3 separate regions of the Mus musculus genome follow, and all the other regions are linked to region 1. The links are chromatin loops, found by intact Hi-C in ENCODE. Cell type or tissue: left cerebral cortex. All regions are shown on one strand. Region 1 overlaps 1700109G14Rik (RIKEN cDNA 1700109G14 gene). Region 2 overlaps Sacs (sacsin). Region 3 holds the start of Sacs (sacsin).

What was found. A loop is a pair of places that touch in the nucleus more often than their neighbours do. Peaks named below come from ENCODE experiments on the same cell type or tissue, not always from the same donor. Only the 100,000 strongest peaks of a DNase experiment are listed, where the experiment ranks them.
Region 2: a loop joins it to region 1, with 2.2 times the contacts of the local background. A loop is called at or near these places in 2 of 42 quality-filtered maps.
Region 3: a loop joins it to region 1, with 4 times the contacts of the local background. A loop is called at or near these places in 8 of 42 quality-filtered maps.

The regions. Positions count from the first base shown.
Region 1 is chr14:61,289,945-61,297,944 of GRCm38, forward strand. It overlaps 1700109G14Rik (RIKEN cDNA 1700109G14 gene), which reads right to left. Exons shown (of 3, transcript NR_033788.1): 2 at 4,685-5,088; 3 at 3,039-3,238. Among named protein-coding and RNA genes, the nearest start is that of 1700109G14Rik, 11 kb to the right of the region's middle. In left cerebral cortex, CTCF peaks have their summits at 4,432 (motif pointing left), 4,673 (motif pointing left) and 4,984 (motif pointing left); DNase peaks (open chromatin) are centred at 4,438, 4,692, 4,927 and 5,888.
Region 2 is chr14:61,169,870-61,177,869 of GRCm38, forward strand. It overlaps Sacs (sacsin), which reads left to right. Exons shown (of 10, transcript NM_015788.2): 3 at 3,429-3,579. Among named protein-coding and RNA genes, the nearest start is that of Sacs, 35 kb to the left of the region's middle. In left cerebral cortex, a CTCF peak has its summit at 3,614; DNase peaks (open chromatin) are centred at 1,825, 2,978, 3,539 and 5,863; H3K4me3 peaks cover 1,931 bases; H3K27ac peaks cover 990 bases.
Region 3 is chr14:61,134,977-61,142,976 of GRCm38, forward strand. It overlaps Sacs (sacsin), which reads left to right and starts at 3,481. Exons shown (of 10, transcript NM_015788.2): 1 at 3,481-3,795. In left cerebral cortex, a CTCF peak has its summit at 3,467; DNase peaks (open chromatin) are centred at 3,590, 5,500 and 7,957; H3K4me3 peaks cover 1,666 bases; H3K27ac peaks cover 539 bases.

The sequences.
Region 1 (8,000 bases):
TGTCTCTAGATGTCAAGACTCAGATCCTGTGGAGGAGAGAAGAACGTCCCGGCTTGACTGTGCTACTGCTCTGATCAGACTGATGACATCCACACGTCTGTCTTTGAGACAAGGTGAATGTACCCTCCACAGTGAACAGCAGAGGCGAAGCCAGGCTCATAATGGTCCGACTGTGTAGGCATATGGTGCTAGCTTCTCAAAGATCATCCAGTGTCCCTGATGGTGACTTCCAGAAACTGAGTATTAACAGTCAACATTTGAGATCTGGAAAGTACAGCCTCCATAGCAGGAATTCCTTTCTTTTAGATTTCCTACTTTTCTATTTTTAAATACTTTTTCTACTATAAAAAGCCTTTATTTGGTATTATAGCTTTAATAAGCAAACTCTGTTTAAATATCAGAATCTGTTATTCCTCTGAGTTAAGATCCCCAGAGCCCATCGTCTTGCTCTTCATGATTTAAGGATCTACATAAAAGGATGCCTTTCATACAAAGGCACTGACATGGCAGATTTTCTGTTTGTGGTGATTAAAATATTAGGGAGGCCTATTTGGCTAAGTGCTAGTCTGGGGTTGGAGGTGAAGTGAACTGGGGCAGGAGATATCCACTGCACTTGGCTAGGTAGGATTTAAGGTGACCTTCTCGGAAGCCAGATTTGAAGAGAGGCCAGGAGGGAGTGTGTGAATAAAGATGCCAAGCATTAACTATAAACCAAAGCATAATGAGAGACAAAAACTTGGCGTTCATGGTGGGCTGTGCTCACCATGGACTGGCTTTCTGTTAAGTCTGCATATTTAAAAACAAACTCCTGTGTAACTGTAAAGTTCCTCAGGAAAATGGGAGCCTGTGACACAGCCTCGAACCCCTGGGAGCCAAGCCAAGGCTCGCCTTTGGCTTTTTGCCAAGCAGGACTTTGCTTCCAGTATCATGAAGTAGAGGTTGGAGCTGTTGTCACAGACTCTCCATGTGCCCAGGCTCACCCAGCCAGGCTGTTCTTAGAAACAGTCAAAAGCAACTCTGCCACCTCAGAAACAAGCAGGTGGTTACAGAAGTGAAATCCTGCAGTTATTTTTTTATGCTCATGGGAAAGGTACATGTTATAGGTCAGACAGTTAACAGATTATGAAACATTTTATGGTTAGTCAATTCCCAGAACAATGGAAACAATTTATGATGTGTAACTCACAAGATTATTGAGAAAGTACAAATTAAAAACCAAATTGACCTCTAGTTAAGGGCATGGTTAGAGAGGAGAAGAAATAAATGGGGCTGGAGAGATGGCTCAGTGGTTAAGAGCACTGACTGCTCTTTCAGAGGTCCTGAGTTCAATTCCCAGCAACTACATGGTGGCTCACAACCATCTGTAGTGAAATCTGATGCCCTCTTCTGGTGTGTCTGAAGACAACAACAGCGTGCTCACATAATACAATAAATAAATCTTGAAGGAAGGAAGGAAGGGAGGAAGGAAGGAAGGAAGGAAGGAAGGAAGGAAGGAATCAAAATCTAACATAGTTTAACTAAAAAGAAAATGGAATCAGCTGTCCCTTAACAAAGTTAAGTAAAAAAGGCAATACTCACAAAAGCCATACACAACAGCAGTAATGGGATAGGACTACATAAAACAGGTACTAAAACTGTTTATGGATGTACCCTACAAGCAAAACATCAAACCCAAAATACTAGGAACCCTAACTGGCAGTAACTGTGTTAGTAGCTCTTTTCTCCTCTTTTCTCCTCTGCGCAGGAAAGCAAGCAGCCTCCTTCTACCAACTCTGGCAGTTCTTTCAGAATGCTTCATTTAAAATTCACATCATGTCAAAACTACCAATACAAGCCACTAAAATTAATGAGTATTTCTCAAGCCCTGAGGGTTAACAGGAAAAAAATGTGTCTCTGGGTGGAAATGACCTCAGCCCAGGGCCACTCCACAACCTGCTCAGGGTGAGAATGGCTTCACACAGCTCGGGCCTTCTGGCTGCCCTCTCCCCTGAGTGCTTGTTTCCATCAGACAAAAGGTCTTTTTTAAAAGATTTGCTTATTTATTTTATGTATATGGGGTACACTATAGCTGTACATCTGGTTTTGGGAATTGAATTCAGGATGTCTGCTCACTCTGGTCAACCCCGCTCACTCAGGCCAAAGATTTATTTATTATTATAAGTAAGTACACTGTACTTACTTATAATACACTGTTGCTGTCTTCTGACACTCCAGAAGAGGGTGGTTTCCGGGACTTGAACTCAGGACCTATGGAAGAGCAGTCAGTGCTCTTACCCGCTGAGCCATCTCACCAGCCCTAGACAAAGGATCTTATCGGTCCGTTTTCTCCCACTCTTTAGCCTTTGGCATCCAAGCATTTAATCGTGTAAGTTTGGGGCGCTTGTTCTCTGGCCTCTGGTCTGTTTCTTCAGCTTTCAGATGGTACCAAGCTACGTTTCCCCTCCGTCTCTTACAAGATGGAGGCTGTGGTTCCCTCCTGTGCAGTTCTTCATCTGGGGCCAGCTCTGTTTCTCAGTAATCCACTGAAATCATTCCCATGATCATATTATCTAGTTTTTACCTGGCGTGGATGAAAACTACTCAACTCACCATTTTCAAGGTCAAATAAGTTCGGGAATGGGGAGGATGGTGCTTCAAAAAGAGCCACCACTTCCCTGGGTGGTGTGAGAGTTGCCTGGCCCTCAGAGGAGAGCAGCGAACACGGGAGGCAGTGGCAGGGGTGGAGGATACGTTTGTAACTCATCTGAAGAGCCTTGTGGCCTTGCAATTTTCTTTTCTTTCCCTTTTTGGGGGTGGAGGTGAAGGATGGTTTGCTGTGTAGCCCAGGCTTGTTCTCAGAGTCTCAGTAATTAGCTTCTGATTTTCTTTTTCCATCTTAAAGCAAGCAACAGGAAGCGAAGATTTTTTTCTGCTTTGCGTATGAAGAAATCACCCCCGTTCGCCATAATCAAAGGAGTAAGGGCAGTGGGGTTGGATCAGGTAACCTGCGTGTTTTACAAGGGAGACTGTACCCCGGCTCTAGGGATTCCCCACGGTTTGGCATTGGGGAAAGCACCCAACTTCCCCATTTATTATGTGGACAGGACTTGAATACACAGAGAGTGGCTAGGTCATTCAAGCCAGACTCCAGGGTCTGGAGCCAGATGTCTGAGCAGGTAGATCCCTTCTGCTGTCTTAACAAGGAAAGGCATCTTCAACAGGCTGTGTTCTTCACCTCCCAGGTCCTCAGCTTATGAATCTGTAAGATGAAGACGATAATAATAGTTAGCCGTGCTAAACAATAGTCCTCATAAATGTTTAAGAAAAGGCCTGGATATCCAGTTGTGGTGGTTTGAATAAAAATGACCCCCATAGGTTCATAGATTTGAATGCTTGGTCATTAGGGATTGGCACTATTAGAAGTTATATCTTTATTGGGTTAGGTGTGGTCTTGTTGAAGGAAGTGTGTCACTGGGGGTGGGCTTTGAGGTTTCAAAGGCCCAAGCCAGGCAAGTCCAGTGTCTCTCCTTCCTGCTGCCTTCCTGTGGATCAGAATGTAGACCTCTCAGCTCCTCCAGCACCATGTCTGCCTACACAGTACCATGCTCCCTGACATACTGACAATGAACTAAACCTCTGAAACCGTAAGCCAATCCCAGTTAAGTGCTTCCCTTTACAGGAGTTGCTGTGGTCATGGTGTCTCTTCATAGCAATAGAACACTGACCAAGACACCAGTAAATATCCATTTTTAGCCATCGTTCTCTGTCAGCATTAAAACTGTGGTTGGAGTGAAAGGGTCATATTCTAGAAAGTAGCAGTATTACTGACTTGAAGCTTAGAGTCTACCTTTCAATGTTAGAAGGCAGTAAGTAAGGAAGAGAGATTGGAAATAACTGGGGCAGATGGGGCCCGTAGGAGATAACGAATCAGCAGACAGCAGAGGTACGTCTCCTTTACCCAACATGATTGGAACCATACATGTTTTAAGACTGGAGTGGGGTGGGGAGTATTTGCATAGACAAATGAAAACTCTGGGAATGGCGCCTACATCTAAACAGAAATTGCATTTGTTTTGTCCACAGCTTCTACCCTTAGCCCAAGAGTGCTCATATGCAGTGTCCTCCCTGTGCTGCGGGCTAGACTGTGCTCTGTCACACAGGCTGTGTGGGATTTCCCATTTGTCAGTGGTGTTACGTGGTGTTAGCATGTTCCAGGGTTTGGCTTTTGGAGATTACAGATTCTCAACCTTTACAATAATAGACAGAAGAAATGCCGCTTGCACCGACTGTGTCTGACTGTAAGAGGTTGGTGACAAGTAGCTTAATTATCATTAGATGTTTTGCAAATGCCAGTTGTCTTCGTAATTAAGAGAGCCCAATTAGTTTGGAAAAGAGAAACTGGGGCGTGATCTGTCACAGGGCTTCTGGGTGCTCGCGGGTCTCTACTGACCTCTACTGACATGCTGAGCTAGAGCAGCGCACTGATAGGTAGTTTTTAAAGGCTGATAAAGACATTTCTTTACCATCTAGTTTCTAACGGACTAGAAGTTATGGGTAGCTGTTTTTAAAATCACATTTCTTGGGCTGGAGAGCTAAGAGGTTAAGAGAGCTTGCTGCCATACCAGAGGACAGCTCACGGCCACCTATAACCCAAGTTCGAAAGCATCTGGCGCCCTCTTCTGGCTTTCAAGGGACCTGCACACACCTGGTATAAGCACAGCTAAATACCGATTTAGAAGATCATTTGTCTGTTAGATTGTTTGCTGTCATGTTGGGTGTTGCTTTTTCGGTAGCTATGAAAGTAACTCTAGAACGTTCTGGCTGAGAGTTTTCTTCAGCGATCTTGTACTAATTGAAAATCTTTACAGGTCAGCACAGAGGCCATTCTCTGGTTCCTTGAAGCCCTTTCGAACGTCTCTCTTTCTGTGGTTTGTCCAGTTCACATCCCAGCCAGAGGCCTGTCCGTTTCTTTTTTTCAGTTTAGAGGCTCTGCTGCCCTCTGGTGTCTCTGTGTGGCTCTGCAGGTTCTTCTCTTGCTAGAGGTATTCCGGGAATATGGAGATGACTGTCCCAAAAGTAAGATGGCAAATACCAGTCCTTCAAGAGCCCCTGCAAGTCAGAATGTGTTCTGATTAGGAGCTTGCGTGATACTGAATGTTTTACCAGAAGAAACCTTAGCGGCGCGCGCGCGAGAGAGAGAGAGAGAGAGAGAGAGAGAGAGAGAGACAGAGAGAGAGAGAGAGAGAGAGAGAGAGAGAGAGAGAGAGAGAACGACTACCACCAGAATGCGTTCCCCTCCTTCTACTCCCCAAGAAGAAAGGACCAGACTCCTCCTCTCATTTGCTCCAAGCTGAGTTGGCCTCCTTGTACCCTCTGGGCCACCGCAGACTGCCCCACTCTCCTTTGCACTTTGTGGCCTCCCGCGGCAGAACAGTGCCAGGTGGGGAGAGGTGACCCCTGGCAACGTTAAACAATTCTTAAGTTTTCCGTGCAGCAGTGTAGTGCCTGAGCTCACCTTGGGCACTCCATGACAGGTTTCTGGGTTTTCAAAACCTCCATGCACTTTTACCCGTGTCTAGTTTTTAAGCCTGTGTTTCTGCAGAGAATGAGGACCCCAGTCCTAGGAGTTTCATCTGCACGCTGTTAATGAGAAATTCAATGTAATTGCCATTCTTCTTGCCCCATGAGTAAGCTTTCCTTAAATCTAGTTCTCTTTGAGTGGTTTCTTTCTTCCCTGTGTAGTCTAACTGTGGTTCCACGAGGCAGGCTTCTGAGTACTTCTAGTTGGTATTTTGTTGCTGCAGATTGAATCTAAAATATTCTCTCACAGGCTAACGATGTAAACACTTTCTCTGGGTGGAGGTGTCATTATAAAGACTCTAGAGCTTTCAAGATCCGGGCTCTGGCTGGCGGAACTAGGTTACTGGGGGTGGTGATAACACTTCCAAAATCACTCCCCCTCTGTAAGCCAGCCCCAATTAAAAGTTTTCCTTTATAAGAGTTGCCATAGTAGCCAGGAGGTGATGGTGTGTGCCTTTAATCTCAATATTTGGGAGGCGGAGGTAGGTGAATTTCTATGAGTTTGATGCCAGCCTGGTCTACCGATCAAGTTCCTGCATATAGAAACTATGTCTTAGGGGGTGGGGGGGAGGACCTAATTTGAAGAAAATAAATAGCAAAAATAAGAATCAGATGTAAGAATGATCCCATTACCAGATCAGGTGTTTGTTTACAATCCAGAACAACAAACCAACCCAGAACTTCTTGTAAATTCTTGTAATTACCAGTAAAGACAGAGGTTGCCAGTGAGCAGCAGAAGTGTGATGGTTTGAGTGATAATGACTCCATAAGCTCAAAGATGTGAATATCAGTCCCAGCTGGTGAAACTGTTTTGGAAGGATTAGGAAGTGTGGCCTTGGGGTGGGCTTTGAGGTTTCTAAAGATTCATGTAATTCCCAGATGGCTAATCTCTCTGCCTCAAGCTTGTGGCTCGAGGTGTGAGCTCCCAGCTGTTCCTGAACCCATGTCTTTGTTCGGCCATCAAGGACTCTAACCCTCCAAAACCATAAGCCCAATGAAACCCTTTGTTTTAAAAGCTGCCTAGATATGATGTTTTCTTATGGCTATAGAGAAGTAGGACAAGCAAGGGAAGTCCCAAGACAGAAAGGCACTCTAAGATAGGGGATGTTATTCTTCAAGACATTATAGCAGGCATGACAAATGTCTTTGATAGGCATTTAGTGGTGATCTGAATGTGCTTGGCCCAGGGAGTGGCCTTGTTGGAGTAAATGTGTCACTGTGGGAGTGGACTTTGAGACCCTCCTTCTAGCTGTCTGAAATATAGTTTCCTCCTGGCTGCCTTCTCATCAAGATGCAGAACTCTCAGCTCCTCCTGCACCATGCCTGCCTGGATGCTGCCATGTTCCCACCTTGATGATAACGGACCTCTGAACCTGTAAACCAGCCCCAATGAAATGTTGTCCTTTACAAGAGTGGCCTTGGTCATGGTGCCTGTTCACAGCAGTAGAAACCCTAAGAAAGACAGGCTTCATAAACAGGACCTGGTAGATCACTGGCCTGAAGGTCTCAGAAGAAACTGATGAAGTAGAAGTAAGCAGGAAAAAGAAAAGAGGGACAGAGAGCGACAGAGAAGAAGGAAGGAAGATGGCAAAAGGAAAGGAGGAAAGGATAGTGGACACAGAGAACCAGAACAGCACAGCTGAGCCCTGTGGGCAACTACAGTAGGATGCCAGTACAACGCAGTGGACACAAGACGAGAGAATAGAACTCTGAACCTGCGTTTCAGTCCCCAGCACTCTCATCTGGCAGATCACAACAGCTGGTAACTCCAGCTGCAGAGAATGTGAAGCCTCCTCGTGCACGGGCACATACATGGCACGCGCACACACAGAGGCTCCAGCATGGATCTGTCGGCAGTGTGGGTGCTAGAGGAGGGAGGACGGAGGACTGTGTTTCTACAGGAGCATGGCCACTGGCAGGTTGCTATGCCCTAGTGGGTGAACCCACACCCATGTATACATGTGCAGCACTAATTGAACTCTGGATCTAAATAAATATAAAATAAGAACATACGGCTGGGAAAGAGATGTGATGGGCTGCGTTGGGGTGATTAGAAAGGAAGAGTGGGGGTGGTTACAAACAAGAACGTGGTATGCATGCAGGAGTTTTTCAAAGAATGTGACCGCCTGAACATGATCTGAACAAAGACAACACCAGTAGACACAGATGAAGGAAAGCCCACAAGGCCTCAGCCCCACACAAAGACCTGCAGGCAACTAAGGATGCTGAGGGCAGGAAAAGTAGATGTCCCCGCAATTAACACACCAATGGGTTTTCCAATACCAAATGGTCAGCCCTGAAAACACACATATAAGTAACACTATATAGACTAAAAAGGTTATATTTATGTGTTTAGGAATGTGTGTGTGAGAGAGGGGGGGAGAGAGAATTAATGAAATAAGAGGCCATGAATTTGGAAGAGAGCGAGGAGGAATGTATGG
Region 2 (8,000 bases), 120 kb before region 1:
TCTTTCTCTTTCTTCCTTTCTTCCTTTCTCATCTCTTCTTCCTGTTTCTTACAATGTGAATGTGAAAGCAGATGTCATATATGTTGACTCCGGGTCCCTTTCTTCAATGCATGGAGCTATGTAAGCTCCACTTCATTTTCTTCAAGCCTCTAATTAACATTTGCTCTGAGGGTGGAACACTTCCTTCATTGTGGATGGCCTTTAAATGGTGTGTCCTGCTACCTGACTTTACAGGGAGGGATCGTCTATCCCTCATCTACTTGCTTATTGTTTCTCTCCCTTCTTTGTAATGTAAGCATAAAATCAGCAGCTTTATTTACTTTTATTGCTTGTTACAATGCATATTTCCATGATCCCCACTAGTGCCATCTCTCCTGCCTGGGAGGAGCTTGCAGGGTGGAGCCAGGCCTGCCTTTATTGTTTCCAAGCTGCGCGATTTTCAACTTGTGAAAATCACTTTTCCCTTCAGATTCATAAAGATCTTCACTAAAGATGGAGTGCCCCTCAGTAGAATATGCATTGCCCATGTCCATGTGTGTGCATAGGTGAGTGTAGAGGCTGCAAGCTTATGTGGCTTGTTTTCATCCTTTATTTCTTCATATATTTTGAGAAAAGGTCTCTGCACTGAACATGGAGACCACTTATTGGCTAGACTGGCTGGCCGGTAACCTCAGAGATCTGTCTAGTTCCACTCCTTCCCAATTACAGACACCAGGCTCAGCTTTTTATATGCAAGGGTGGGGAATCTTAATTCAGATTCTCGAATACATGGCAAGCATTTTACCCACTGACCCATCTTCCCAGCCCCGGATTCCTAGTTCTCTGGACTCATCTATTTATTGATGGCTTCTGTCAAAATAGTCATGCCATTTATCTTTGCAAGGTGTGGTGGCACATACCTTTAATGCCAGTACTCAGGGGGAAGAGGCAAAGGGGTCTCTATGAATTCAAAGCCATCTAGGTTTATGTAGTGAATTCTAGGCCAGCCAGGGATACATGGTGAGACTCTGTCTCAAACAAACAAACAAAAATAATAAGTCCCTTGTGCATACAAAAAGTAGACCAACTCCCCCCCCCCCAACACACACACTGATAGACTAATGACTATCCTGTTGCTATTTTGCTACTTTGTCCTAGTCATCTGCTAGCTGTTCAAGTTTACCTTTGCAGTCTTTTGAATCTTATTGCTGCCTGCCAGTCAATATGTAACAGGAAATGTATCATTGTGATATGACATGTGGTCACTGCCCTGCTGCCTGCCTTTCATGTCTCTGGCTCCAAACCTTGACAGCTGTTCTTATCAACTTCTTTAGAGTTTCTGTGCTACCTAAAAATATTGAACAAGAAAGGGGAAAAACAGCTGAATACATGACCATGTAGCCTATCCTAGCACTTAAGGAGGCAGAGGCAGAAAAATCCTGACACTTCAGAACCGCCTTGTGCTTTGTCTCAGCAAACAAAATGGAGAACATATTTTAATACGGTGGTACACATAGGATAAGATTTACCTTCAGAGTCCTTTTGAATCGTGCAGTTCCATGGCATCACAGTCATGATATTGTGCAACCACCAGCAAGTACATGTCCAGAACTCTAGCTGGTAAAATTGCAACCAGGCCTACCCAAACAGTTGCTTAGGATACGTTGTCTCACTCTTTGGGTGTCCTTGTCATTCAGGGGTGTATCCAGTTGGGATACAGTAGCTTCAGTAGATTTTATGACTATTATCTGAAGAAGCTAGTGACTCCTCGGCCTAGGATGCCACTAGCTCTGGCATCTCTCCTGAGTTCTGATCTGCATTTCCCATGAGTAATGACATTGTGTGATGTATCCCAAAGGCATTCTGCTCTAGAGGTTCAAAGCTGCCTCTGATCAGCCTCCTTGTGGGCTGACTCTGCTTCTCTTGTGGCATGCCTGATGGCTGAGGTCAGTCCTTCCTGTCAGGGCTTCCACTCCATGCCTAGGTTCTATTGTTACAACATCCTGCTTGGTGCCCAGAGAAAGATCTTATAGGAAGACAGAGGAAGAGGGATGCATTCTGAACTCTGAAGACATTTAACCTGAAGATTTGTCTTGGGGTCTGGGTGGTACATGTCACATTACAGGTGCTAGGCATGGTGTTTGGGAGGGGCTTGGAATGGGGGGAATCTCACTTGATAGACAAAATCAATATTTTTTCCTATTTGTTGATATCCCAATGCATTCACTTGTATAGGCTTATCTAATTTAAAAATCAAGTATTTGTCTATCGGGGTTTCTAGGCAGGATCGTTATACTGAGTTTCAGTATTTTTCTCTAATTGATGAAACTGACCCGTTCCAACAGCGAAAGGAAAGCTTGACTAACATTATGGTCTTCTAAGGAGCTCTCGGGGTAGTTTTTACTCCTAATGATGAATCCTGACTATATGGAAGGGAGCCAAGAGAAGTGGTAATTAATATCATTTTAAAAGGGTTAACTCTAAAATGGAGTTTTTAGTACATGAGAATATTTCAAATAACAATCAGGCGTTTACTATTACACCAAGTAGCTTTTGCGTGGCTGTAATAGATGAGGGGTTTGGTTTTTCTATTTTCATCAGGATCTGTGAGAAGTTAAGTGGAAGGAGGTACCTGGGTGTAGCATGTGGGGTTGTGCGGCTGCTTAGTATAGTTGGGTTAGGTTAGGGCCAGGCTGCTCTTCAGCAGTCACTTCTGAGTGGAGGGCTCGGGAGAGGTGTGGCCTGGAGAGAGCCACTGGAGCTGCTCCTTAGTGAATAGACTGGGAGAGAAGGGGTGGCAAAAGCCGGTCCCAAGCATCCTTGCAATCGAAGGGCGCTCCTGGGAGGGGCGTGGCTTGGAGACCGGCGCAGGGCGGTCCTTAGCTGCACGGGGGAACGGGGCGGGGTCGAGGCGGGACGTGAGTCTCCTCAGAACAACCGCAGTGTGCGGGGTGTGTCAGAGGAAGGCGTGGCCTAAGAAGGGGGCGGGTCCGTCCTTTGCCATCCACGAGAGGGGCGGAGCCGAGGCGGGGCCTGAGGCTCCTCCAAGAACAGTAGCGGCCCTTAGGGCGCGTCTAAGAAGGCGTGGCTACGCGGAAGGGCTGCTCCGCAGATAACGGTCCCAGGGCTGCGCATGCCTGCGGGCGACGCCTACATGGCCCTTTGCAGCCCCGAGCGCGCGGCGCGCTAGGGCTCGCTCCTCCTCCGCAGCGGCGCCTTCCTCTGCCCTTCTGCGGGCTGCGGCAGAGCGCTGCGGCGGTACAGGCCTCTGCCATGAGGATCCCCGCCTCAGGGCCAGTGGCGGACCTCTCGGAGCGGCAGGGCTGGGCGTGAGGAGGAGGCCTGGGGAGCCCGCCATGGGGGACAGGTGACGAGACCCCGGGCGGGAGGGTGGTGCCGCCCGGCCGCGCGCGAACCCAGCTGACCGTCCGTCCCTTTGCCTGTCGCAGGTGGGTCCGCGTGACCGTGCTCCGCGGCTGCGTGGGCTGCAGGACCGTGGCGGTGCCGGCGACCGCTACCGGGCGGGACCTCAAGGAGCGCATCTTCGCTGAGACCAGCTTTCCGGTGGCGGAGCAGCGACTGTGGCGCGGAGACAGGGAGGTAGGTCAGCGCCAGGCCTGCCTTCTTAGATGGGCGCAGTCGCCTACTGGCGGCAGGAAATTCACCGGCTCCTGTCTGTCACGGAAGACTGATGCTCAGATGAGTCAATAGAGCTTTGTAAAGAGTTGGAGCAGAATGGCTGGAGCGTGGTTGTGGGTTGTAGGTTTTGGTTTGTTTTTGTTTTGTTTTGTTTTTTGACTTTTTTTTTCTTTTGCACTTACAATTTCCACATTTGTGAATCTTAACTGCCTAAAACGAAGACACGTATTTTGATGGGCATTGTGAACCAGGGAGTTTTTAAAATTCACAGACATCACCATTGATAGAACGGGACCATCATTTATATTTTTCAGTTTCTAAGTTTAACAAGAATGGTGTTTTTAAAATAGCCAATTCTGGAGCCCTTCCCACTCTCTTTGTGGTCCTGGGACTGAGACCTATGGCTTTGCATGTGCTAAGCAAATTCTCTACACTAATTTCTTTGAATCACAGAAATTTACAACTGAAAAGGGTCTTCAGACATAACTTAATCCCCAAAATGTTATTTTGAGGAGAAAACCTGAAACTTCTGAAGTGCTAATGAACGGCTTAGTCTACCAATACTTAGGAAAATGAGAACATTTTTACATGTTCAATTGTATTCTTAAATGATGGGGCAGACGCTACAGTTTTCTTGAAAGGGAAGCTTAAGCTTTATTGGGAATGATCCTGTTCTCTAATTTTAGTATCTTTCCTTTCTTATGTGATAAACATCATCGTTTCCAGGCCTTAAAAAGTCAAATAAAATCACAGGAGTTACTTGAGTGTCATGGATGGCGTTTCTAGTTGGGTTTCCATACTGCTTAATTCAGAGCCCTCCAGGGTGGTCCTGGCTTTTTATCCACTGGGTAGCTTTTCTGGTTTCCTGCACATTAGACAGATCTCTGGTGACCTGCTCTCAGGCACCTCTACAGACGGGTCATTTCTTATCATATTCCCCAGGGGTGTTTGCTGACTCGAAGACATTGGCTTGCCCCAGGAGTTGAGGCAGACCTGCAGAGGAACACACTGTTATTGCTTTCTTTGTCTGTGACACCTTCATTCTTACCCGCCTTTATGGGTTTGCTCTTCTGTGTCTATTCCCACTTTACTCCTGGGTCTACTTTGTTGTCGTGTTCCCTAAATGCATATGGTAACATGACTCAGTTGTAGCTCTTGACACTGGAATAGTTTCTTACAGGTGCCTGTGCAGGACTCAGATTTGGGGTGGTTGAAGTGGTCATATTGTTTGGATTGGGTGGTTGGGAGGTGAAAGAGATCCAGGCCCATCACTGATCTGGTCTGAGGTCATGAGACTATGGCTGTGAAGGTGAAATTGAAAGCATGGGGACGTGAGAAGGCTCAGTGCTGTGCCAGCCTGGCAATTGAACTTAATGCTGGAGCCCACGTGACAGTGGAAGGAGAAAGCCTTCTCTAAGACTTGTTCTCTGACCTTCACAGGTGTGCCCTCATCATATACCCATAACACAGTATGCACACCACACACACACACAACCACACAACCACACACACATATCAGACACAATACACACATACACCACACATATACATACATACATAACACACACACATAACCACACACATACACACACCAGATATACACATACACATACCATGCACACACCACACATATGCACGCATATCAGATACAACACACATATACATATACACAATCCACACACACTACACACATACCATACATACACACCACACATGCACAGACACCACACACATACACACACCACACACACATACACACACCACACACACATATCAGACACAACACACACATATACATACAAACACATACCACACATACTACAAACATACCATACATACACACCATGCATGCACACACATACCACACACCACACACACACCACACATACCACACACACACACACCACCACCACCAACAACAACAGCACCAACACCAACACCACAAACTACAAATAAGCAAATGAAGGGATATACAGGGCACTTTGTAAAGGACAGAATTGTGGCAGTTGGTGCCACATGGACCTAAAGGAAGGAGCGAGGAAGTAAACTAAGGCAGAAGGCTTTATAGGCATGTTTGCAAGCCTGGAACCAGACCAGGAGAGCAAGGGTTTCTTAGCAGATGACAGAGGCAGCTCATTCTGGAACAAGTGTGGCAGTCAGTTTGCTTTTAGATGTGGTTCAGCTGATGGTGAGACACAGAAGGAATTAGGAAAATGCATATAACGGAGAAGTGGGTGACCCAGATCCTGCTTGCCACCACCATGTACATGTAACTGGGGCCAAATTCATGTGTCAGAATTGCTTTCCCATTTGAAAGTCTGGTCACTGCTAAGGTCTGTGACTGTAAGGACTGAAAGTCAGCTCACAACTGCAGATGGATTCAGAAAGAGAGGTCAGGGCTAGAGATAGGTCGTGGCTGATGCTTAGCAGTTCTCCCTTTCTGTATCTGGGGAGTGTGTGGGAAGAGCATCACTGAGCTCCTGGGCCCTGTTCTATGATCTCCACACCCTGCTGAGCTTCAGCCGCTGTGCTCTGTGGCCTCTTCACCTACCACCTCATTTAATGCTCTGAAGAAACAGGGTGTCGGCATTCTCTTCTCAGGCGGACTTTCCCCTCTTTACCTCTCAGTCCCTGCTGCTTAGGACTTTCTAGATTGACATTATTAAATTCTGAATAGTTTAGTGTGAGAGGCAGATGATAATAGATAGTAGATGGAGATTTAGCTTTTCTCTTTTAATTCATCACAAGTGTGTCATGTCCCTCCCCGACCCCCCAGATTTTGACTCTTGAGCATCTCCCTGTGTCATTGATATTTTTTAAAAAAAAAAAGAGGTGTTGGGTGATCTGCTGAACAGTTATATTATCATACTGTTTAATAGAGTCACTGTTTGGTAGTAATTGAAATGCCTATCTCCGAGGTTTGTAAGGGAGAATGAGGCTGGCTGGCGAGACGAAGCTTCTAATGATTTGATACTCGTTTTCAAAACATTGAGACGGGCACTTTGAATAGAAGGTACATTGCATCTGGGGGGAATAGGTGCATTTTCTTTCCTTGGTTGCAGTATCCAGAAGAGAAGGGAAGAGAGCCTATACAAACCCCCAAATCTTGGCACACTCCATAAGAGCTAGTGCTGCTGAGGATGTCTTACAGCCAGCTTGCTTTTTAGGCATCTCACTGCCCTGTGATAGATAGCAACAGAGATTATAGTCTACCAGATTGTTAAGTGTTTGACCTCAGTTAATACACTTATTTTAGGTATTAGTTTCTTGTAGTTGATTCTCTTTAAAACCTGAAAACGTCATAGGTTTCCTTCTTTTGTATTTTCTGCCATTTTTTTCTCCCAGCACACCTTAGTGATCCCAAATTGGACTAATGAGCCCTGGTTTATGTATTACTTCCTTTGTAATTAGATGGTTAATTGACCAGTGGAATGATCACCCATGATGACGTAATGGATATCTTCTTGTTTGCATTTAATACGTATGTGTAACCTAAGTATATAACCCAGACAATGTTCCATTTACTTTTGTTGGTTATGCCTGTTATAAGGAGCTTATCTTTCTTTAGGTAATAAGCTGGGGAGCTTTTTTTCACCCAATATTTCTTTATTAGTATCCATCTAAAGTGTATATAGCTTGGCTGGTCAGTATTCATTGTTGTGTGATATTTTGCCATGCAAATATATCACAACATTTGGTTTATTTCTAAGTTGGCTTTTGTTTTGCTTGTTGTTGTCATTGTTGTTGTTTTGTTAGTGGCAGTCAGTATTCCCACCTACGTTTCTTTGAGCACTCGTGTAAGGCATGCACTAGTTTTCACAGGATAGTTCTCAGGGCCGGCAGGTGTATGATGTGACCCTGCTGTATAACCAAGGACATACAGAAAGTAAGGAGACCAAGTGGGAGCTGGTTATTAAAGCCCGGGAGCCGCGGAGCAGCTGATGCTGGGAGTGGAGAAACGCAGGTTAGGCTGGAGAGACTGGAGGGTATGCACTTGGGCTAGAAGTAGCTGCAGAGGCGCTCTGGGGAGAGATGGTCCCCTGAGGTGCCTGTAGGTGGTGACACTATTGGTTGGAGAGTTGGTCCCCTGAGGTGCCTGTAGGTGGTGACACTATTGGTTGGAGAGATGGTCCCCTGAGGTGCCTGTAGGTGGTGACACTATTGGTTGGAGAGATGGTCCCCTGAGGTGCCTGTAGGTGGTGACACTATTGGTTGGAGAGATGGTCCCCTGAGGTGCCTGTAGGTGGTGACACTATTGGTTGGAGAGATGGTCCTCTGAGGTGCCTGTAGGTGGTGACACTATTGGTTGGAGAGATGGTCCTCTGAGGTGCCTGTAGGTGGTGACACTATTGGTTGAAGTGTGAAATAAAGATGAGGGTGCT
Region 3 (8,000 bases), 150 kb before region 1:
TTGAGTATGGGGAGGGGGAGAAGTGCTGGGAGGAGCCAGCTGGACTGAGGGAGGAGTCACCTGGACCAAAGGAGCCTTGCCCAGGCTTCTTTGAGACCCAGCAAACTGCAGCCTCAAACTGTGAGCCAGGATAAACCCTTTCTCCCTCAAGCTGCTTTCGGGAGGGCGTTTTAGGACAGCAACCAGGAAGAACTGAAGCTCTGTAAGCTGCTCTGATTTGAAAACTTTGTTCCCAAAGAAACCAAGCCTCCAGTTCTCAATGAAGAAGCTTGGGAGTGGCGCCTAGTGGAGGCCTTGGGTCGTGGGGGCAGAATTCCGTCGGTCAGTTAAGTTTCTCTCTTGTGGAGAGCTCTGCCCCTTTGTGCTTGAGCCATCTGGGGTCCGTGCACCCCACCCCCAGCCAGAGCAGCAGAGAGCCTTGCCAGGTGGACCACGGAGTGATGTTCTTTACAGCCTCAGAAACCAGCCAAGTAATTGCTTCTTTTATAAATTACTCACTCTTGGATATTCTGTTACAGCGACAGAAAAACATCAAGATGTTGGGTGTTCTGAGCTTCTGGGCTAATATCCACTTATCAGTGAGTGCATATCATGTGTGTTCTTTTGTGATTGGGCTACGTCACTCAGGATGATATTCTCCAGATCCATCCATTTGTCTAAGAATTCATGAATTCATTGTTTTTAATAATTGAGTAGTATTCCATTGTGTAAATGTACCACATTTTCTGTATCCATTCCTCTGTTGAGGGGCATCTGGGATCTTTCCAGCTTCTGGCTATTATAAATAAGGCTGCTATGAACATAGTGAAGCATGTGCCCTTATTACAAGTTGGAGCATCTTCTGGGTATATGCCCAGGAATGGTATTGCTGGATCTTCCAGTAGAACTATGTCCAATTTTCTGAGGAACTGCTAGACTGATTTCCAGAGTGGTTGTACCAGCTATCTCCTGAGAGGCTCTGCCAGTGCCTGACTAATACAGAAGTGGATGCTCACAGTCATTCACTAGATGGAGCACAGGGTCCTCAGTGAAGGAGCTAGAGAAAGGACCCAAGGAGCTGAAGGGTTTTGCAGCTCCCTAGGAGAAACAACAATATGAACTAACCAATAAGCCCAGAGCTCCCTTGGACTAAACCACCAATCAAAGAAAACACATGGAAGGACTCGTGGCTCTAGCTGCATATGTAGCAGAGGATGGCCTACTGGGTCATCAATGGGAGGAGAGGCCCTTGGTCCTGTGAAGGTTCTATGCCCCAGTAGAGGGGAATGCCTGGGTCAGGAAGCGGGAGTGGGTGGGTTGAGGAGCAGGGGGAGGGGGGAGAGGATAGGGGATTTTTGGAGGGGAAACTAGGAAAGGGGATAACATTTAAAATATAAATAAAGAAAATATCTAATAAAAAAGAGAAAGAAAACAAAAAACAAAAAAAATCAAGATGTAACCTAAATATAATTAGTATTGTGTCATATTTCGAATGATCCTGAACCTTAACTTCAAATGTATAAAGGAGAAATCAGAGTTTTAAAACATTAAATTGAAAAGAGTCACACTGCATAATCTGTGGCAGAATTTCTTTAAATTAAGCAGTTTGATTTTTAAAAAATAGATTTTCTTTTACATTTACGTGCTAATTGGTTGATTGGCTGATTGTGTGTACGTGTGTGTGTGTGTGTGTGTGTGTGTGTGTGTGTGTGTGTGTGCATTACAGTGCATATGCAAAGGTCAGAGGACAACTTTGAGGAATTGGTTTTAACTTCTTCTTCCATTCTGTGTGTCCTGGGAATTGAACTCAGACGGCCAGGCTTGGCTGCAAGCACCTTTACTTGCTGAGCCATCTCGCCTAATTTTTAAATTTTTTTTTAAAGATTACCTTCTGTGTCTCTTACAAATTACCTTTCAAGGCAACACTTTAGCTCTTGTCCCATCATTCCTTTCTCTTTCCAACCTTCGGTACCCCTCCCAGCCTCCTGGATTTCACTGTTCTCTGAGCTTAGAGTTGCCTCTAGCGGGGCAGCCCTCTTGTACAAAGGACCTAGTTCTCTTCCTGGCTGCAGTTTAGCATAGCAACCTCAGCATTTATATATTTATTTATTTATTTATTTATTTATTTACACCCCACCAACACTGTGTGTGTATATGTATGTATGTATATATATATATATATATATATATATATATATATATATATATATATATTTACAGGAGTGTACTCCAAAGCCAGTGGGAGACCTCTGTCTTATCTCCTTGAGACAGGGTCTCTTACTGATCTGGGAGACTTCAGGAGACAGAAAACTCTACCTGTCTTAACATTATTGAGCTATGGCACACGGCCCCACAACACTTGTTGTAGGTACTAGGCATTTGAACTAAGGTACTCATGTTTGTGCAAAAAGTGGCCTTGCCCACTGTGCCATTCCAAACACAGCTCTCTAATGCCCTTTTAAGATCAGGACCTTGAGCATCTTTGGGTTTTGGCAGCTTCAAGAAAGCAATTCCCATGGATTCCGAGGGATGACTAATAGGAGTCTGTGGTGTGGAAGAAATGCTATTAGATTTGGTATCTTCAGTGGTCCCCTGGGAAGGGCGAGACTACAGCAAAGCAGACAAAGTGGATTGCCCTTTCTGAAGTCGGTGCCTCTCCCCAGGGACATCATTGGAGCCTGTATGGCTGAGCTGAATTAGGTAATTTCCCCAAGGGTGCAGCAAACAGGAGCCTCCAATCTTCTGAAGCTCTAGCTGGTGTACACTCCCCATTCATAGGATGCTGGAGGATGTTGGTCCTGATGCTGTAACTAGAGCACAGCCCACGCAAGGGCAGAGGACCGGGGCTGCACACAAAGCTTGGTGCCGTAGAGATGCCGTGCCCTGGTTTATTGCCTCAGTGTCCCCATTACTAAACTGACAGAAACACTGAATTAACACTGGCATCAGATTGCAACTGTAGAACATTTTACAACACACAGCACATTTTGAGTGAATTTTTGATTTTTTGATACTTATTTGGAATCTCATGTCCACAATGACAATGAACAAAGGCACTGTGTATGCTGTTTTATCTGGGCATGTGCTGCTGTTACTATCATATGGCTATCACCTGTCTGTCATCCATCCATCCATTCATCCATTTTGAGACCAGCTATCCTTGAACTCACTATGTAAAGGCGGCTGATCTTGAGCGCTTAATCCTCCTGTCTTCAGACCGGGCAGAGTCTATTCAGAACTCTTTATGGGGCTGAGGAGGCCCATACCAAGCCCCTAGCACCAACCTTCTATGGGGAATGACTTTGTTTTAAGCCGTATGCCTTCCATAAAATTAATCTCTGGAAAACAACAAAAATAATAATAAAGCTCCCATCGTGACTTTTTACCTCAGTGATCCACAACACTGGGTGTGTGGCATTATGGCATTCTTTGAAGCTGATATGCTATCTCTTTAATTTAAAAAAAGAGAGCAGTGAGCTAGGTAGGGGGAGCTGTGACTGCCGCACTCTCCCGGCCCTGCGCTGAATGCAGTGGCAGTAACGCTGGCTGGGACTTGTTTGTTGTTGGTACAAAAGGCACACAAAGGCCGGACAACCAGGTTGATGATGGCCACCGTGAGACTCTGAGGGTCCCTCGGACTGCGGACTGCGTCTAGTCTAGGAACAGCTACATCGGGCGTTGCGACCCGCTGGAGCCGGGTGGTGCGGTCGCTGCTACAGCTGCTGCTGCTCCAGCTGGGCCGTGGACCACTGTCCTCTGCATCTTCGCCCCCAAGGAAGACAGAGCAGCTCTGGCGTGTAGTGCCACAGCGCACGGGTGAGGAGTTGCTACCTTGGCATCCTTGGGTAGGGTGGGTCCCGCTCTACCTCCTCATCTTAGTTCCAGAGGGGCTCTGACTGCAGGCTTTGTCTTTTTAATTTCCACTCCAAGTTGCAGAGAGTGGTCATAATGGGTTCGCTGCTGTTATGCAGAGTGGGGTCCGGACTATTGGTATTTATACAGTGGCATTCTCAGAATAGTTTATTACTTAATCTGCAATCGCTCTAATTTTAACCTCATATTCTCAACCAGCCAGTTCTCAGTTACCTTATTTAATAATACTCGAAAGCCTTATGACAAAAAAAAATTCTCCTTATTTCATTTCATTCCAGGAAATAATTAAATTCTTAGAAAGAGTTCTGTGATTTTAGCAAAGTTCTCTCCTACTCTGCTGTCCTTTTTTGCTTGCCTGCGTTTTTCTTAAAACAAGGTCAGTGGGGAGTATTGCCTTTGAGGCTGATATGCTGATAATTTTAGCTTTAATCTTACTCCCTGTGTCTCTGAAAATGGTAAAAAGCCTCTTCCATTTGAACCAGCCAGGATGGGGGCTGGTTCCAGGTGTTTTCCAAGCATAAGCTGCCACAACCCCATATTGGTCTCTTTACTCCTGCACCAACCAGTACAGAAGTAATTCACGATCAGCCCCCATTTATTTGTCTTATGACGAGTTTTACAAGCACCCACTGGCAGCCAGGTAAGAACTAGGACAGTGTGAGGTTCTCATGTTCACATCCCCTGAGTGTTGCGGAAGACTAACCAGCTCTCTTTCCTTTGCCTTGACAGTTAGCCCCATTCTGTGTGGTCCCTTGTCTTCTTTATCCTTGGCTTTTGGCTTTTGGCTGCCCAAGCTGCTCCCTCCCGCACCCATGATCCTTAAGACTCTGTCTAAGTCCCTTTCAAAGGAAGCAAGCTAGCTTACACCATCTTCCTGCGTCCCTGCTGTTGTGCTCATCCTGTGAGAGCAGCAGTAAGAACCGTTGACCGCTGTTCCGATGTTTCCCGTTCTTCCTGTCAGAAGAAAAGCTCAGTCACAGCTTTTGAAGAACAAGGACAGCTGACAGGAGTCCTTTGCTTTGGGCCGGACTGGCCCTCAGCAGCCCTGTGCTCAAATGTCAGCTCAACTGGACCTTCCTGCCACAGCCCCTTAGAAGTCGCTAACAATTGGTGCCTCAGTTTCTCTTCTGTCCAAGACACTGATGGTCATTGCTCAGATGATGGTGGTATCATTGAGACATCAAATGTTTGTGAAGATAGCTAGCTTAGACTAAGCAGTGTGTTGCTAGTGAGTATTTGACTCATTTCCAACCCATTCCACCCCATCCATCCATCCATCCATCCATCCATCCATCCATCTATCCATCCATCCAACCACACATACATCTACTCACTCAATCTATGAAACACACCAAATAGCTTCATTTATTAGTGTTCCCTCAAAAACTGAATTTATAAATGTACTTTTGGCTGAGTGCCTCTTAAACAGCCTTTGCTTTGGGCTAAATGTTCTCATACCTTTGGCCTATGAATGCGGAGCTAGAACTTCCTTGCTGCCATAGGGCTGTTCTCTGAGGGGAAGGGAGGCTGATTCCTCTTGCATACCTTCCCCTAAACACATCATGGTAGCAGTAACAATGACTATACTGGCCATGTCCCCCAGGAGTCCAAGTCAGGACAGTTAAATGTACTTAAATGTGCCAAATTGGAAATCAGAACAAGTCCCGTTACTATTTTGATCTTGGACAGCCAGGCGGCCCACTCACTCTTTATAGACATTGCCAATCCTGTGACTATTTTTAATCTCTACTTTGTCTTTCTCCTTTCTCTTTGCTATTTTCCCTTAAACTCTTCACTTAACATGCACTGGACTTCAGTGTCTATGATGGAGATGTTGTACCCTTCCCAGAGGGAGAAGGAAAACAGAAAAACTGGACAAAGCACTGGATTGGGAACCAGAAAAATGTGACTTTAGCTCTGTTGGCTTTTATTTGTGCATAACAGAAAACCATTTATCCTCGGAGCTAAGATAAGAGGTTTGGGGAGAGACTCTTTGACTTTCCTTAGAGTCCTGAGTATAAGATCTTGACAGCTCTCTTTGGACTCTGCTCACTGCCTCAGAATAGTCAATCAAAAATTACTTTTCATTCGTGTGGTCAAGATTAGAAATGATTTAATAGCCCCACTCTGTAGGTTAGAAGATGCAAGATTAAGGGAGTGGAAGCTCAGTGTATTCTTATTTGAGAATGGAGAGGTCTACTCAATGTAGCTTTTCTTGCTGAAGATCGCCGAGTTCTCAGACCCCATGCCCCAAGTTCTGCTTCTTGCTGTCATGTTCTTCCCACTGCACTTTGGAGTTTGGGTGACTGGAAGCCTGAGAGCTCACACAGATCACCCATTTTGTGCAGAACCATCGTTAGTTCTTTTATAGCAATGTAGCATCCGGACTTCTGTTTTGCTTCTGATAGTATTGCATGTCTCTTACCTAGGCCTGAAGACAAAGGCTAGGCCTTTCACTTCTTCCAAAAAGATAAAAGCTTGAAGTCAGTCAGGCACCTAGTGAATGGCAGCTTAAATTTCATGCGTATCTTTATTTGATTAAACTGCTGAGCACTGGAAAGGAGCGCACGTGTGAATATTATCGGTCTCTGGGATTTGTGGACATTTCTACACAAGTGTTTCCCCTTGTTTAACATGATGATACATGTTAAACATATATGTATATATATATATATACATACATGTGTATATATGTATATATGTATGTATATATATATTTATAACTTTTATTTTCTAACTCTTACAAACCCACAGAAGCAACCATTTATTTTTTTTTTAGAAGCAACCATTTAACTGTTGGATTAAACAATAGTTAATCTGCTTTGCACATAAAGATATTAAATTGTTATATTTTGAAGCTCGGTGTGTAAATTTTATTCAGTCTATGTCGCCTTCCCATCAAACCCACCCCCACCCCACCCCCACACGCTTATTTTTATTTATCAGTGTTTTTGTTACAGGCTTGTGCTGGGTGACCGCTTTAGAAAAAGTCTAGTCCTGGAGAACATACTTGTTCAACAAGTCATTAAATTCCTCAGAGACCCATCTAAGAACAGCCCAAGACTCTGAATAGACTTATTCTGAGACAGACCCGGGTTAGAAAGGTGGAGTCTCATCATAGTGATTCTGACATTTAACCTCTCGGCACTTCCAGCTTCCTACTTTTGAAACGAGACTGAGAACAGATCAGCACACAAACCCCTGGCATGGTGACGTGGGTGACGCGGGGTAGGCTTCTCCAGCAAGGTCGCTTTTTAAAACAATGAGCCAATTCTTGTGTCTTCTAAAAGCTACATGATATGCATCAATCTTGCCAAATTTAGGAGATTTTAGCCATATTTATTTTAATGTTCTTTTTAGCAGCTTTACCAAGATATTATCCACATGCCATACAGTTTGCTTGTGTGTTATGTTTATAAATTTTTATCTGTGAACGTAGGCAGGACTTTTTTTTTTTTTTTTTTTTTTTTTTTTTTTTGCCAGTGTAAGACCCTGCCTACCACAGTCATCTCTACGTATCATAGAATCAACTTGAACTTGAGTCAAGGTATAAACCTAGATGTTTGTTCTTATGATCTGGGAATGAGAGTTTATGCACACTGGTGAAATTTGTACATCAAGTCGCTAAATTGTTCACACTGTTGAGTGCCTCCTGTATCTGAGATCGAGAGCCTGAAACAGCCAAAGAGGAGTCAGACAGCTTTGAGGAACTGATAGCAAAAGAAACGAGAAAGCCCTGGGTCTCACAAAGGGCTTCGGAACCCCAGGGGAAACCCTTAGTGTTTTCATGGCTGTTCTGTGGATATCTCAATGTGCTTGTGTGTACACTGAGTACACTGCACCTTTAGCTTCTCGTGGTGGTGGTGTAAATACATTTTATTTCTGCGTTTGATTGCCCAGGTATATGAGGCCAAATCTGGCTGTGGTGACCATGACCTGTCCTCCAGCATACGGCCCACAGTACTGACCCTGGTGACACAGGCAGGGCCTACTGTGCTAGATCTTGCTCTGTTGATTCACAGGGTGAGTTCATCTGACTTTTCCACTTTGCAAAGATTCTGTTTCAACCTGTTCATCTTTGCTGACTCATGCTTTGCTCTGAGAGGATAGGGTATAGTCTTTCTTGGTAGATCAGTGGAGGCTGAGGG